Regions from separate parts of the Homo sapiens genome. Here region 1 is linked to region 2. A link is a loop called in an ENCODE intact Hi-C map of the cell type or tissue named here. Cell type or tissue: heart right ventricle. All regions are shown on one strand. Each heading gives the region's core, and the rest is flanking DNA. Links, peaks and the distances in the headings are about the cores only.

Region 1 (8,110 bases), core at 1,991-6,990, 140 kb after region 2:
GCAGCTATGTCCAGAACATACAGGAAAGCCCTGGCTGCCCAGGGAAACGGAGATCCTACAAACCTTTTTAAATAAAAGACTAACTTTTTAAAATCAGAAGTAGTTGGTCTAGGACACAGGAGTGATAGACTTGTGACACGTGGCCAAAGGAAAATCATCCCAGGCAGCAGGAAAAATCCAAACCCAAGTCTTTCTGTTTGGAGCCTGCAGACTCTGCCACTGATCCAAGGATTTACAGGGAAAAAAAAAAAAAAAAAAATCTAAGGGAGAAAGATCCAATTCCACACTCAGTCTCCAAGGGTTGGCACCAAAAACCATCCTTTGTGATTCCATCTAGAACAATATCTTCTAGTGTTAAGATTACTTCAAAAACAACTCAACAGATAGCCACACCACAGCATTTTCTAAAGGACAGTCCTAGGTCAGACAGTTAAGATCCTAATTCACAGGTTCTAAAGTTACCCTGTACTGAGAAGAAGACTCGCGTTCTCCCCCCCGCCCCCCGCTTTCCCCTGCTGCTTCTACCAGCCATCTATTACAAGACTTATTCTAAAACTGACGTGCCATGCTCAGAATGACTATTCAAAGAATGTAAGTATTTCAAAAGCCACACAGAAGCCTGAGCATTTGAATGGGTGAGATGACACAACAGAGTGCTCCAGCATCAAGACAAACACAGAACTGACCATGTCCTCTGGAGTCAAACTCCTCCGCAGGGATTGGGAGGTGAGAGACAGTACCCTCAACACTTGCTAGGGATACTGACAGAGACATACCAAATAAGTGTAAAAGAATTAAAGCAGAACATATAAGTCGTCCATATTTTCCTATGTAAGCATTATCTGAAAGGTAGAATTCATGAGTAAGGATCCTTTTGAGAATTCCCGTCAAGAATGTATATATAGACCTTAATGTTCTCGCCATCAAAAAAAAAAAAAAAAAAAAAAAAAAAAAAAGGCCAGGCACAGTGGTTCATGTCTGTAATCCCAGCATTTTGGGAGACCAAGGCAGGTGGATCACCTGAGGTCAGGAGCTTGAGACCAGCCTGGCCAACATGGTGAAATCCTGTCTCTACTAAAAATACAAAAATTAGCCAGGCATGGTGGCACGCCTGTAATCCCAGCTACTCGGGAGGCTGAGGCATGAGAATCACTTGAACCAGGGAGGCAGAGGTTGCAGTGAGCCAAGACAGTGCCACTGCACTCCAGCGTGGGCAACAGAGACTCTGTCTCAAAAAAAAAAAACAAAAAAAAAAAGTAAGCATGTGAGGTGATGGATATAATTTGCTTGATTTAATCATTTCATTTCAAAATATATACATATCAGAACATCGTGTTGTACACCATAAATATATACATTTTTGTCAATTATACTTTAATAAAGCTAGGTGGGACAGGAAGAATAGGTGCCTATTGACAAATCAGAAAACACCAATTATCAAGTCCGTCAAAAAGAAAATGTCAATCAACAGTTCCTAAAAAAGTATAGAGTGATGAAAACTAAGTTTTAAAGGTAATATTTTGTAATAAGAGGCAAATAAAAAAACTGTAGCTAAGAAGGACCTCTTATTTCATCACAGATGAGGATCAGAGATGCTAATAACTTGCCTAGCAAGAAGCCAAGGCAGGAGTTCAGATTCCCCAATTTCCAGGCCAATACTTTCACTACTGACCAAATTCCTGCAATCCATTTCCACTCACAGCAGCATTACCCTGAGAACTGAGTACAGCCCAATATTACTGTTAACATGTTAAAGCTAGCTGTCAATACTTCATCAGAAACCAAAATAATTCCTTTTAACATGTGGCCAAAAATGCCTTAACTGCTACAAGTATAATTTTAATGAATAACCAAGAATTATCCTGGCAGAATACAACTCCCCAAAGCCAACAGGAAAATAAGAATTGGGTTACAGGCAAACTCTTTCATTTGTAGAAACTCACTTATCCCATTAACTGGTGTCCTAAAACCCAGGATTATAGCAGCTTTATGTCTTAGCACTAACCTTAACAAAAGTTCTACAGACGCTTAATCTAAACTTTTATGCTAAGTGCAGAGCAACCTATCCCCTAAATGGCATTCTCATTTATTCAGCAATTGATCATTGTGTGCCACATCATGCAAGGTTCTGTGCCAGGCTCTGGGATGCAGAGATGACCAAGAGGCTTGATGATCTCCTCAAACCTGCCCTTGTCCCAGTATCTCCCTACTATTCTCCTCCTCACTTGTATGAGGTTGAATGGGTCACTTAGCTGTAACATGGTAGTGTAGACCAATTTAATGATCAATTGAATTTCAAAAAGGCTTGTGTGAAAATGAGTAAATTCATACACTCATTTAATATTTAATTTAAATGAGTATATTCATATACTCATTTAATATTTAAATGAGTAAATTCATATACTCATTTAATATTTAAATGAGTAAATTCATATACTCATTTAATATTTAATTTAAATGAGCAAATTCACTTTCAGAATGTTGCTTCGCCACACATTATGTCTCAAGTGCGATTTTGTGTAATGTATTATTTTTACCCACTATATGCCATGCACCCTCCCTGTTGCAAGATTTGAGTTGATATGACATGGTTTCCACCTGAGGGGTTCACAAACCAGTGGGAGAGATTCACGAAGAGAAATTTATAGAAAATAGGCAATATGAGAAAAGGCTGTGCAAACTGTAAGTACTACAAATATTAACAACATATATGCAAAACCTGGCACAATGCAGGAACAAAGATAATGCAGCACAAACCTCCAAAAACAGAACTTATTTTGCTAACTTCAGCTTTTAAAGTGAGAAAAGAGAAATCAAGATAACTACTTTTGTTAACAGCACAATTTTATACTCACTTTCTACCTTCACATCTTCAATAGTTTTCAAAGATGACTGATGGCCAGAGAGCCCTAAAGCATTACAAGATGTCCAATTATTTAAAAAAAAATAGCTTGTTCAGCACAGAATAAGGCAAGAAAACATACCATGACATTCTAGAAAAAGAAGCAAGCAACAAGGTGAGAACAAGAAGAACTTTCAAATTAATCTTTTATGAATCATAAAATTCAGTAACCAAAAAAGGCTTTGCCCCCAAACATTCTGTTTAACAAGAGGCTTTTCTGCCATCTTCTAGCTAAAGCATTTGTTGTGTTCTTTTTAAAGGTCTGATGATAAAACTATAGATAGAGAAGAAGAAAAAAAGAAGCAAGAATAAGAACAAGGAATGACAGGTAACCTGATACACAGAAACTGGTGATTCAGAAATAACTTTAAAAGAATATAAAATGATATGATTTTAGCAGGTTACAAAATTGTCATTGTTGTTACTCTACTAGCATAACTGTTCCCAACCAGTCTTACCTGATAATTCTAAAACGGTTGCCCTCAGGCTGCTGCTCACACACTTAGGCTAAGCTTTCTCTGGGTAGAAATGTTTTAATGTCAAAAGTGGAAATCTTGAAAACAAAAACGATATTGAGGTTTCTAAGGAGAAAAATCAAGAGTTCCAAGTTGTAATTTCCCTTTAATCCCTTGTCCTCTGAAAAGGGAATCTGCATGCATCGTGGCGAGAACCCAACAATCACCGTGGATTAAAGCTGACCCTCAGGGGTCTTACAGGCTCTTTGGGGACTGTCCCACTCCCCAAGCAACAATAAACCAGGGTAGCCAATTAGGGAGACTTGGTCACTGACTGTAGAACAAATAACCAAGTAATTCCAAGGAAAGAAAAAAGTATGTGAATTAAAATTTACCAATGTAGTATTTTGAACAGTAAAGTACCAAAATATAAGGCAAAGGGACAGTCTTACTTGACAAGTAATTTTCCTCTCATTCGCTCTCCTGCTCAGGCACCCTCAATTTTCAAACTCAGGTTGCATAGACTTAACAGGGCGCTTCTACTTACCAGTCTGCTAAGAGCCATGAGGACGGGAAAGTCAACATTTTCTTGGGTTTTGCAGGTATATATTCTGCTCATTTAGGATGTCTGAAACTCTCCTCTTGAAGTAAAACCTTTCTGTATTTCTTTCTCTGGGCCTGAGTTTTCCTCCAGAGCAATCCTCCCCTCCTCTTCTTGGCTGCATCTAAGTATCCTCAGAGCCACTCTTCAAATGAAGCCTAGGTGAGGGCTCAGGTTATTTCAATCAAGCCACTCCAGCTAAAAGTATGTGAGTAAAAAGCAAATTTTGTGAGTTTGTCTTATGTAGGAGGTAGATATGCTTATAGGGAACTAATTTATTTCATAAACTAATTTGTGAAATTAGTTGTTGAACTTTTATACACAAAATAGATTTCATCACAACTTCATTCCATTTCAATACCATAATGCAATTTCGCTGGCTATGACTGCCCTAAGAAGTAATTTCAAATGTGAGGATTTTGTGAATGTCAGTCTCAGTGACTGTGTACACCGACCTAATAGTTTAACCTCCAATTTTAACCCAATTTGACTTAGTTTCCCTACCACTGATGAGGCCCTGAGGCCCTTCCTGCATTGCAGCAAGTACATCTATCTCTGTATGGAGAAATGCCTGAAAAGAAAAATGTTAAGAAGGAAGTCTGAGATTATTTTTGTTAGACAAACACAAAGAGGCACAAAATCACCAGCCAGAAAGGAACACACCTAAATTCTCAGCTTATCAAAAAAAGGAGCTAGCCAAGTTCTAAGGCAGAGGCCAAAAGACCCACATCTGATGTGAGTTTAACAGACAGTCATCTACCCACACTAAATTGGGTGCACCTGTGATCCTGCTGCCCACTGAAAACACCGCAAAAGCACAAACCAAGAACATTAAAATTAAATTTTCATTTTCCACATGATAGCCTATAAAATTAGTTAAGAAGTTCAATTTATCAGTATTCCATCTTCCCTCCCACCTACCATCATTCCCCCTTCCCCAGTATCATTACAAAGCATTTGGACTGAAAGGTTCAGTGGAGGTAAGTATCATAATCAAAATTATATCGACTGTGTCTGAGAGGGGAATTGATGGGCTGGCAAGAGTACAGGCCTAGGATACAAATTTATAAGCTGTCTCACAGACATGTGTCTAGTTATGAATTCAAATCATTAAATAAGCAGTGACTGCTTTTCATTAAGGGAGGCTGGAATCGCCACCAGGAATTTCACACAAGTTCCATAAACTTAAATGTGACTTCAGAGTATGTGTCTGTACCAAGGACCACAGTCCTGAACCAGCATTTCACATTTAGGGCATGGCTTTCTCTCCTAACCCTGGAAGCACAGATGACTATTATCCAATCCCTCCTAGGAATTCTGAACCAGGTGAAAGGGCGATGAGAGAAGGGTGAAGAAAGGGAAAAACACAAATGCGCAGCAGCTGTTGGCGAAACCAACTTCTGCTTAATTTTGTATTTTGGTATGCTTTAACCTAAAATAACATCATCAAATAAGAAGCCAGACAAAATACTGGACACATAAAAGAGAACAAGATGCTCTGAACTAAATGATGCAAAGTTGTGTAAATGTTAGCCTGAACAAGTGCACAGAGCAGAACACCAGTTGTTTGGAAGAGAAGTGAACTGCAATCACTGCACCAGCTTGAGTTATATCAAAAGGGCTACTAGGTTATTTGCATTTTTGTCTTAAAAACCAAAATGTTTATACTGTTCCAAGGAGACAAAACAGAATTTGTGTTAGGTAATCTGCATACAGGAGTTCTTGTATTTTTGAAAGTTCTATTGCATTCCTAACAGATTTCCCCTCTGAGAAGTTGGGATGGCTGCATACCATCTGCCTTGCACCATCTTTCATGCTTATATGAACCAAGGTTGACTTCCAGATAATCACCTGATTTCCTTCCTACTCCTTTCTCATCCCCCAAATCATTATTCTAGGAAGCTGAAATGAAGTACATGGTCATGTCACTAGCCCCAGGACATGGCTGACACACTGCCTTCTGACTAAATCTCTGGGTGCAGCTAGTAATTTACATGTTCATAAAATCTTGCAGGATATTATTTAATAACTGATCACTAAGAACAGGTTCCATGAGCAAAAGAGAAACGGTGTCTTAACAGAAGGGTTAATGAATCATATACAATAAAGCTTTGCTGTTAGTACCTCATAATGAATGCTCTGCCCATGAAATTAAAAGGGATAACTGTTACATATCTACCTACTCATGAATGAAAGCCTGCCAGGACTACCAACAAAATATGCTAGAAGCATAATCCATCAGGCAAGGGACTTGTAGGTTTCTTGCTTATTATGTACCTGCCTATGGTGCTGATGGTACCAATACCCTGCATAAACCAGCTTTTCCACACTCGGTAATAGTAGCAAATACCATTATGGAGTGCTTACTAAGCACCACACACCATGCTGGGTACTCTCCATAAAACATCTCATTAATCCTTATAATGACCCTCAGGAATAAAAACTACAGGCCCATTTTACAGATGAGGAAACAGCCTCAGCAATAAGAACCTAGCCAAAGTCTGTCCCCTTAGTCACTACAGACTCTGACCTCAAAGCAGGGAAACACTGGCTGCTAGCTCTAAAGGAATGAAGGAGAAGAATGCAAGCCCTTTCTGGCAACACTATAGAATGTAAGAACATAACCAGAAAACACGCAGGGTGGTTTTCATCTAAAACACACAATCATCTCTTCTAAGATGCACACCCCCTAGCCCCCACTCAGCTTTTTCTAAGGCCAAGCCACCAGGTCATGGACCCTTCTCACTGTGGGACACGTCCTATGAGGATTCTTTTTCCAGTTTATCATCTTTATACCCCACTTCCATGACCTTCCTTACAAAGCCAAACTAGAAAAAAAAAAAAATCCGCCTGGACTCCTGCACTGTATCCACTAGGTCTGAGTGGATAGCCTTTGTCACAGGCTCTAAAACACTGGCAAAATGTTAAGTATTTGACATTCCCTGGAGTACTTCAGACCAGAGTGGAAAGGGTAAAAGCCTTCGTTCTTTGGTAGTGACCCTTTCCTCTTTAGGAAAATCCAAGAAAGACTGGTAATGCGTGTTAGTACCCAAACACCACACTTCCTGTCAACAGAGAGGCACAACCTCAGACCATCTCCCTTCATGCTCACCCCAGGTAAATCTGTCCCTGAAATTTACTCTGGAAATGGGCATTCACAAGACCCTCTCCTCACTCTCCCGTCATGGTAATAAAGTTTTTCCTTCAATACTAGAGTTACAATGGTATGGCAGTGAAAAGTAGCATTAACACTAAGATGTTCTCTTCAACAGATCAAAAGTATTTCATATGTATGTATTTTCATATTGTATTTCACACGTATTTCATATGTATTCATATGTATGTATTTCATAGGTATATGCATATACCTGGAGTACCTAAGCTACTAGGGACAATCGCATCTCACCCCCACACAATTTGCTAAAGGGACATCTTCTCAGGTTATCAATTCCAACTCTGGAACGATTAGGCTATATCAACAGTTCCCAGCAGGTGGGCTTCATACTTCCTGACCCTCCCAAAATACAAATCTGATCATGTCACTTCTTTGCTTCAAATCCTTCAATGGCTCCCATTGCCTCTAGAATAAAGTCCAGACAGCTCTGTATGACCCGGCTGCTGCTTCTCTATCAAATGTCATGAGATGTCATGCTCTTCTCTCCTCCACACCTAACAACTCAGAATCCTCTCAGAGCCATGGACCCATGCTCTCTCCTGCTTCAAGGCCTCCTGCTACCTGGATCACACCTGTCCTTCCCTTGCCCTCCCCCACCTAACTCCTGCTCATCCTGGGGGTCTCAGCTCACAGATCACTTCCTCAGTGACTCAGTCCTTAACACCAGACTCAGTGACTTACAAGTGCAGCCACATGCTACCTCACAGCCTGTTCCCCATTTGCCACTTTTTGAAACCAATTAATTCATAATCACATATTTAGTGACTATCTCCCCAACTAGAGTTGAAGCTCCCTGGGGTCAAAACCATCTCTGTGCCCAGGACGATGTCTCAGAGTCAGACTCAATACATTTTGGTTGACTGATTTTCTGATCTTGTGGCTCTTACTGAATTTGGTAGAGTCCAAAAGTAGACTAAATAATAAATATGCCAAGATTTATGCACTACTCTTTTAGAATTATGTAGCTTCTGTGATTA
Region 2 (8,110 bases), core at 1,335-6,334:
AAGGCTCACTGTGGCAAGGTGCCCAAAGCTTTGGAAAGTCAACCTTAACCTCCTCTTACATCCCCAGTCTGAGAAGACTCCACAAAGACAGGATTCTTAGAACCTGGTGTCAACCAATCCAAATGATCCAGTTCAATCCTAATTGGCTGGCTACCCAAGTAGTTTCTAGGGTTTCTATGGCGGCAATTTTTAAGATAGAATTACAGAATCACAAAACATTAAGCAGTGGAAAGGACCTAAAAATCATCTGTAGTCTAATTTCCTGGTTTTACTGGAAGATGGAGGCCCAGACAAGTCAAATGAACTGCCCAGATTTAGAAAGATGACTGGTGCACGAACGCAGACCAGAACCCAAATTTCTACACCCACAACCTACTGCCTATGTGCTGTGCTTCCTGCAGTCCCGCAGTATTCATCACTGTTACAATCAAGTGTATGATTTCCTCTGGTTTTCTACTCCCACATACTCTATCAACCCAGAATTGCTTTAAAAAAATTTGTTTACCCAAATGTCTACTATGGACTAGACATTGCGCTAAAGGTTAAAGCTAGAAAACAGAAAAGATACAGTCATCTTCCTTGGGACACTTCCATCCAAGTCCACAGACACAAAACCACAACCATTAAGACAACATGGCAAAAGTCGGGACAGAGTCAGGTACAAGCAATTCTACAGCTTTGAGCAGAGCTGTGGTCCAACACCTAATAAATTATTTTCCTTACCTTGTTAGCTGGGCAATGCTGGTATTGCTTAATGCCTTCAATTGCATTTACTCACATAGGTTACAGTCCTCTCAGGTACCCAGAAGCCAGTCCAGGATGGAGCACAGAGCAGTACGGAGCTGTATATTGATCATTAATCGATGATCGATTAATTGATAATTAGCGGTATCTAAACACATGCTATAATTATTTTCCTTCTGATTGGGGGCTTTTCAAATCCATCCACCACGTTCTAAGAGGTAAGAGAGAAAGAGCAGTCTCTCCCACTCCATGGGCACCATACATCATAATGTGGGCCTTTAAGATCCTAAACATCTACCCTTCTTTAGGCAGCAACTGCTTCCTATGGACCAGATGCTGAAGGCATCGTGCAGCTCATCACATTACACCACCCAAAAGGATCAGAAAACAGTGGTGAGGAGGAAGGCAGTGGTTTGAGGCAAGCCCACAGCTGGGACTTCATCCAGCCACTTATCAGCCGTATAAATTTAAGGTGAACAAGTTTTAATTTCATCTATAAAATAAGGATAATTATATCCTACTCACAGGATCTTGGTCAATTAATGATCAATACACAGCTCCTGGGATCATACCTGACACCAAAAAGGCTCTCAACTGCTTATTCTCTTCCCCCTTCCCTATGCTTTCTTAGCCTAGTACATTTTTTCAGAACTATAAAGGAAAACAATCAATTGTTGACCTGTTCAATAACATGCATCGAAGCCAAAAATAAACTTTATACAAGTTTCTGGAAAAAGCTTTAAAATAAACTCTTTGATATTGTTTGAGTCTGTATCCCCACTCAAATCTCATGTTGAAGTGTAATCCCCAATGTTGGAGGAGGAGCCTGGTGGGAGGTGATTGGTCATGGGGGTAGATCCTTCATGAATGGGTTAGTGCCATTCACTAGGTGCTGTTCTGGTGACAGTGAGTGAGTTATCCTGAGATCTGGTTGTTTTAAAAGTATGTAGCATCCCTTTGCTCCTGTTCCTGCCATGTAAGACATGCATTGCTTTCCCTTCACCTTTCATCATGGTCATAAGTTTCCTGAGGCCTCACCAGAAGCAGAAGCTGCCATGTTTCCTGTACAGCCTGCACAACTATGAGCCAATTAAACCTCTTTTCCTTATAAATTACTCACTCAGGTATTGCTTTATAGCAGTGCAAGAACTAATACATACTTCTTATAAAATAACGTTTAAGCTCTTTAACTGGACAAATGCTAAAAATTAATATTCATTTCATGACTTCATATTAAGAGGGAAAACGAGCTGTTTGAGGAACTCTACAGTGGATAGCTCTGACCCAAGAGGCAAAATAAATGTTCTTAAGAAAAGCATTCTTAAGAAACATGAGTCACGAATTATCAGCAGCCCAGGGGCCCCACGTGGTTAAAATGGAAATCATTCAGAAAGACACAGAAAGATAACCGCTGAGCAACTGGCAAATGGTAAGAGGGTGAGATGTCTCTGGGGGATGGAGGGGCACTGGGCCATTTGAGCTATCTTATCAGCTTTATTTCTTCTTAAAGGGAAAAAAATAACCAGAAAACATGAAGGGAATGGTAAAGAAAGAGAAGGAAATGACTGAGGGATAAAGAAGAGAGAGAGGAAGAGGAAAAGAGAAGAAAGTGGCCAAATAAGAGATGTTCAGAAAATGCAATGCCCTGCTTAGCTCCTGAGTTCCCCAGAGCTGTGCCCTCTCCCCCTTCCACTCGAAGCTGTGTCCCACTGTAGAACCAAAGACCAATCATCTCTCTCTTAGCCAAAACAATACATAATATGCAATTGTAATAAATATCTATTAATAAATAATTATAAGTATAATCCACGAGAAAAAAATTTTAAAATTCCAAGACCTTAAACCAGCAGCCCCCTGGCACAGCATAGATCCGTCTTACCCCTGAATTCTATCTGACTGGGTTTCTGCCCTGCTATCCTCCTGTTTCCCTGGGCTGAGTCTCTGCCTCTCCATTACTAGTCTCCCTGCCCTGTGTCCCCAGAACTCCAGGTCTGGGGGCCACCCTGTGCCCAGCGTCCTGCACTGATAACTCCTGCCACTGAAACGCAGCCTGTGGAGGACTGGACTCTGACCCAGTGCCAGGCCTGTGCCACCAACCTGCCCAAAGCACTTCCAAATGCCCGCCCCACCTCTGTGGGAGGCACGCAGGAACTTAGGGCTTGCTTTAAAACTTTGGGTAATAGCACTGACACCCCAGCTTCTCTCTTCCCAGGTCACGCCATCCCAGGGCTGAATCCCAAGGCAAACTTCCCCACCTGGATTCCCAGTCCCCAAGAGACGAGCCAGGTCTAACCTGCCAACCTCTCAAGGGAACATGAACTAGAGAAAAAGGGGAAGGAGAAAATGACAGAAACACATACATGAGGAGGAAGAGGGGACATGGGAAATGCAATGAGAAAAACAAAAGAAAGAAGAAAAGGCTGTGAAGAAGAAGAAAGCAGGAGATGGGACAGAGAACAAGGGCTGCTCTATCATATGAGTGATTAGAGAAGGCTGCTCTGAAGATGTGGCATTCGAACAAAGACCAAAAGGAAGGAAGCTGGTGAGCCGCGCAGGGAGTGGAAGCTTCCAGGCCAGGAAACCGGCAAGCATCAAGGCCCTGAAGTGAGAGTGCATTCAGAGTGCAAGCTACTATTCACAATTAATAGCTTGATAGATTTCCCCAGAAAACAAATCTACTTGAACTTTTCTTCCTATTCTACTATTCACCCGGGGTTATGAGCATGTGAGCAACTTGATGACACTGTACTCTGAATTCTGATTAGCTGACCAACCATTCCTCAAACTTCCTTCATGTATTTGTTCTTGACGACAAGATCTGGCTCCAAACAGGCCTGACACCTCCGCTTGCCAGAAGAAAACTCTCCTGTAGGTTACAAGAGCACAAAGTTACTCAAGATGTTCCCACCTTCACATGCAATCAGGAAAGGAAAAGATTTCGCCTTTGGGTACAGGTTCGCAACTCCACTAAAAGAAGTATTCACCAGAAGCCACAGTGTAGTAAAAACAGAAAATAATTTGTCAAGAGTCCCTTGAGTCTTCCAGGCAGCCCCCAAGGACTGGGTGGGGTTGCCTAAATAAGGCCAAGGCAGCAGCTGGAGGAGCGCTCAGGAGCTTTGAGAGTTGCATCACATTCCTTTTTGTTTTTTTAACCATGTCTATAAACAATTTTATTCTAAAATTATTAATAAAATTACAACTAATCTTAGCCAATAAGAGTAGCAATTCTGTTTCCTTTCCCCCTAAAGGGCAAAAACAAAACACACCAATACACAAGAACCCCAGGGAACAACTTAATGAGCTTGAGTGCCAACCAGTGGCCGCCTCGGGAAGTGTGAACACACTGGCATCTTATGAACTCTGAAAACAGACTCGGGCAGATGAACCGCGAGAGCAACTGTACGGTCAGCATCTGACCCAGCTCCGTCTCTCACGCTCCAAGTGTCTATTTTCCCATTCCTGCCTGCACCTCACTGGTAGACCAGCTCTGCAATGAAGGCGTGTGGATCGAAAGGCTGGAAACAAGAGACAAGCTAAGGGGAAGCTTCTAAGTGAGAGCCTGAAATTGCCTGAGAACACAGCACTCCGCTCTGGGAGTACAGATGCTCATCCTTTCAATAAATCTAGGGCTCTAGTATATAACAACCTGAACTTACAGTAGATCAACTCGATTTCCTCTCCTTATACAGGGATTTTAAGCAATGAATTCCTCTGCCATGTAAGTGTTTAAAAATTAACAAAAATCAGTTCACAAGAAATGAAAGAACAGCTCTGATTTAGGAGACATACCCATCTGACTGGCCTGGCTGGTGAAGCACACCGATCCCCTGACCATGAGTATCATTACAGCTGCCAGAAGCCAGGCCACCTCCTCACCAGGGCTATGGGGTTCTTTTTCCTCCAATTCCACATATTTCTCTAAAGGTTACAGTCACCTTTAGAGTCCACTGTTGAGAGGTCCCGTTCCCACAAAGCTCAAACCACTATATCCACTAAAGGTACATTCCTGACCTTCACTGTTATTGACATTCCAGGGATTGGCAAACACAGCCTGTGTGCCAAATAAAATTTTATTGGACCACAGCCACACTCGTTCTTTATGTTGTGTCTACATGCTGCCTACTATAGCAGAGTTGAGCAGCTGCCACAGAGACCATATAGCCCACAAAGCCTAAAATATTTACTATCTGGCCCTTTATAGAACAGGTTTGTGGGTGCCTGATTTATATAAATTCACTGAGCATCTACTATGTGCCAAGTGTGGTTTGGCCACTGTGCAGACAGCAGTGACCAGAACAAAGTTCCTTTCTTCAGGTGGTAATAAGGTCTGTGAAGAAGAAGAAAGCAGGAGATGCGACAAAGAATGAGGGTTAGTCTATCATATTAGTGACCAGAGAAGACTGCTCTGAAGAGGGGGGCATTTGAACAAAGACCCAAAGGAAGGAAGGGGGTGAGCTGCACAGGGAGTGGAAGCTTCCAGGCCAAGGAAATGGCAAGTATCAAAGGCCCTGAAGTCAGAGTGCATTCAGTATGTTTGAGAAAAAGCAAGCAAGGTGGGTGAGCAATGTCTCCTTTCTCCATGGTCACAACCTAGCAGCCTTCTCCCAAACAGGCCAGGCACCATCTTAAGTGTTTTCAGAACATTATCTCATTTGATCTTTAAAACAACCCTCTGATGTGGTATTATCATCCCCATTTCACAGATAAGGAAACTGAGGTTTTCGAAGCTTATAAGTGACTTGCCCAAGGTATCAGAGACCCACAGTTAGCTGTCAAACACAAGCCATTCCGGAACTGTTTTCCATTCCATATTCCCGCAGGCAGCACCAGCACTGTCACCCAGCCACAGACCAACAGCTTGAGCGACGACTGTACCTGATCCAAGTTGCACAGGTGGAAGAGGCTCCACTGGGCCTGCTTCCTTTTCCACTCTGCTTTTTTGAATCATGTTCTCACTGAATTTCTCTACTTCCTCCACCTCCACATTTATGTAAGCCTCCTAAGATCACCTCCAAAACAAACAGCCAAGCTATGGAAGACTGATGGATGGGAGAGAAGAAAGGAGAAACGGAACAAACATTTGCAGGCCTTCTGTGAGCCAAGCACAGATGTAACAAGCACTCCGTGGACCTTCTTTCTGGGAGATGATGGTTAATGAGAATATTAAGGTAGAAAATACAGCATTTTCCATGTGGACCTGTGCATTCCACAAGGAGGAATTGCTTGAGGAGTCTCCACAGCAAACATAATTTAAATTTAAGAGACAGCACGTTTTCACTGTGTTCCTCAAGATCAATCATCAGCCAATGTTCTGAGCCAAGACATACAGCAACTTCCTAATCTTTCCTGCCTCACAACATGTTCTCTGCTGCCTTCCACCAGCCTCTGCTGTCTCTTTTAAGAGTTTACATCAGCCTCTAATGCTTTCCTCATGTGATGAGATGGCCTTTCGACTTTATTTAGGGTTTCAACTTTATGCAGGGCACAACTGATGAGTCCTCCAGCAGCCACCCACCCACATCCACACTCAGTTCCTCCCACAGGCCTAGCAGCCCTCAGGCAGTTATGCCTCTTGATGACTTCTCACTACCTCCCAACATTCCCAAGACAAAGGATATGGATTAATTCCCCGGTATAGCCCTAAACATAGTACTACTAAGAAACCTAAAAATCATTCACAACAAACTTCAACAGCAGCATGTCTTGGAGAGGAAGTATTCCTCAATAAATGTCACCTACAAAAAGCAGGATGAAAAAAAAAAAAAAAACAAGAGTGATGGAAAATAACATCCTGCTTGGCAGAAAAAAAAACATGTACAAAAATGCTTAGCTGAGTCTTCTGTTTTAGCATTTGCCATGGGAAAACATAATCCCATTCTTCCTTAATAGGTCGCTGCCTGCTCTGAATCCCGGTGTCTTGTGTGCAGCCCCCAACACTGAGCAAAAGGTTTGACATATTTAACATCCGGTATACGTGTCACAGGAATAAACATCTACTTATACTTGACATTATTAGATGACAACTACCCCAGGGCGTTGAGAGATATGCTGTTGAGGGGGAGTGAAGAGAAGACTGAAACAAAGTCGAAATGCCTCTATATATGTGAAAAGAGAGGAGGTCTGGCTATTTCTAAAAACTCCTTGGAGCAAGGTCAAGAAGGGCCCCAGTCATTCTCTACCACCTATTTCTACCCCTTTGTGATTAAGGCAAACCAGTGTTACTCATCTCCTCTTTTTCTCCCAAAAATTCCTGCCCCAGGAAATACAGAGGTCAAGGAAACAAGAATGACTGCTGCCCCCACAACCGAAGAAAGATGCGACTAAACAACTGGGTGTCCTCTAAGGAAGGAAGTGTAACATAATTTTACACTTTATGTTACATAAATGATATTTCACTAAAAATGAGAACTATGTGCCATTTCCCCATTTTCACAATGAATGAGAATATAGGAAAAAGCAGGAAATTCAACTCTAAAAAATTACTTTTGAAATCTTAGGAATGACTGTTACATAAATCACACAAATGCATTTAAGTGATGGCCTTTTTTGCTTGATAATAAAGCACTCTTCATCACGGTAGCTAATTAAGCAAAAAAAAAGATCTATAGGAAAATGGCAATGAAGGTATCAATAATTTAAGACTTCAATAACTGTTCTAAAAGAGGGAAGTAATTGACTAAAAACCTTCTAAGGTTTCTTACAGTTCGGTCTTATGTAGTCACAATATCTCATAACAAAAATTTAAACAACAATGGTACTTAAGTTAGAAATAAAAGTTCAAAGAAGAAGAAAGGGATTTATGAACAGCCTAAAAGTATGGTGTGGTTCACAGTGCAAAAGGCCTGACAGCAGCTGAGTATTCAGCACAATCAAGATCCGAGAAAGCAGACCTGTGTCGGAGCACTTTCAACCGGGAGGAGGGCATCCTAACCACCTACGCTGGCCTGCATTAAACATGTTTGCAACACAGAACCCATTCTTCACCTGCTCCTGCTATATTCTCCTCCGCCGTACCTAGCACCTAACACACTGCACATTTTACTTGCTGGCTTATTGTCTCCCTCCCCCATTAGAACATAAGTTTCATGAAGGCAGGGTCTGTTTTGCTCCCTGATGAATCCCCAGAGGCTAGAAGAGGGGCCTGGCACATAGCAGGTATGAAAGCCAATAGTGCCAAGTAAACTCTTTTGGGCTCTCCACCTTCTAGGCATACAATAATATTGTGCTCTCTAGCTCCTTGCAGTTGGACAGGGCCAGGTGACAAAGTCTGACCAGTGAGTGTGAGAAAAGGCAGGGTGTGTCCTTTCCAGGCTAAAGCACTAAATTGTGGGTGTGAGATCCTCCAGAACACTCTTACCTAGCTCTG

Evidence for each region. Peaks named below come from ENCODE experiments on the same cell type or tissue, not always from the same donor. Only the 100,000 strongest peaks of a DNase experiment are listed, where the experiment ranks them.
Region 1: it touches region 2 in a loop (2.3-fold over the local background); 26 of 110 quality-filtered maps call a loop at or near these places.

The regions. Positions count from the first base shown.
Region 1 is chr5:66,601,202-66,609,311 of GRCh38, reverse strand. All of the region lies in intron 1 of MAST4 (microtubule associated serine/threonine kinase family member 4), which reads right to left. Among named protein-coding and RNA genes, the nearest start is that of MAST4, 8.9 kb to the right of the region's middle. In heart right ventricle, for the core only: no CTCF peak of the experiment used is centred there; no DNase peak of the experiment used is centred there.
Region 2 is chr5:66,738,249-66,746,358 of GRCh38, reverse strand. All of the region lies in intron 1 of MAST4 (microtubule associated serine/threonine kinase family member 4), which reads right to left. Among named protein-coding and RNA genes, the nearest start is that of MAST4, 150 kb to the right of the region's middle. In heart right ventricle, for the core only: a CTCF peak has its summit at 4,052; DNase peaks (open chromatin) are centred at 3,791 and 4,101; H3K27ac peaks cover 2,051 bases.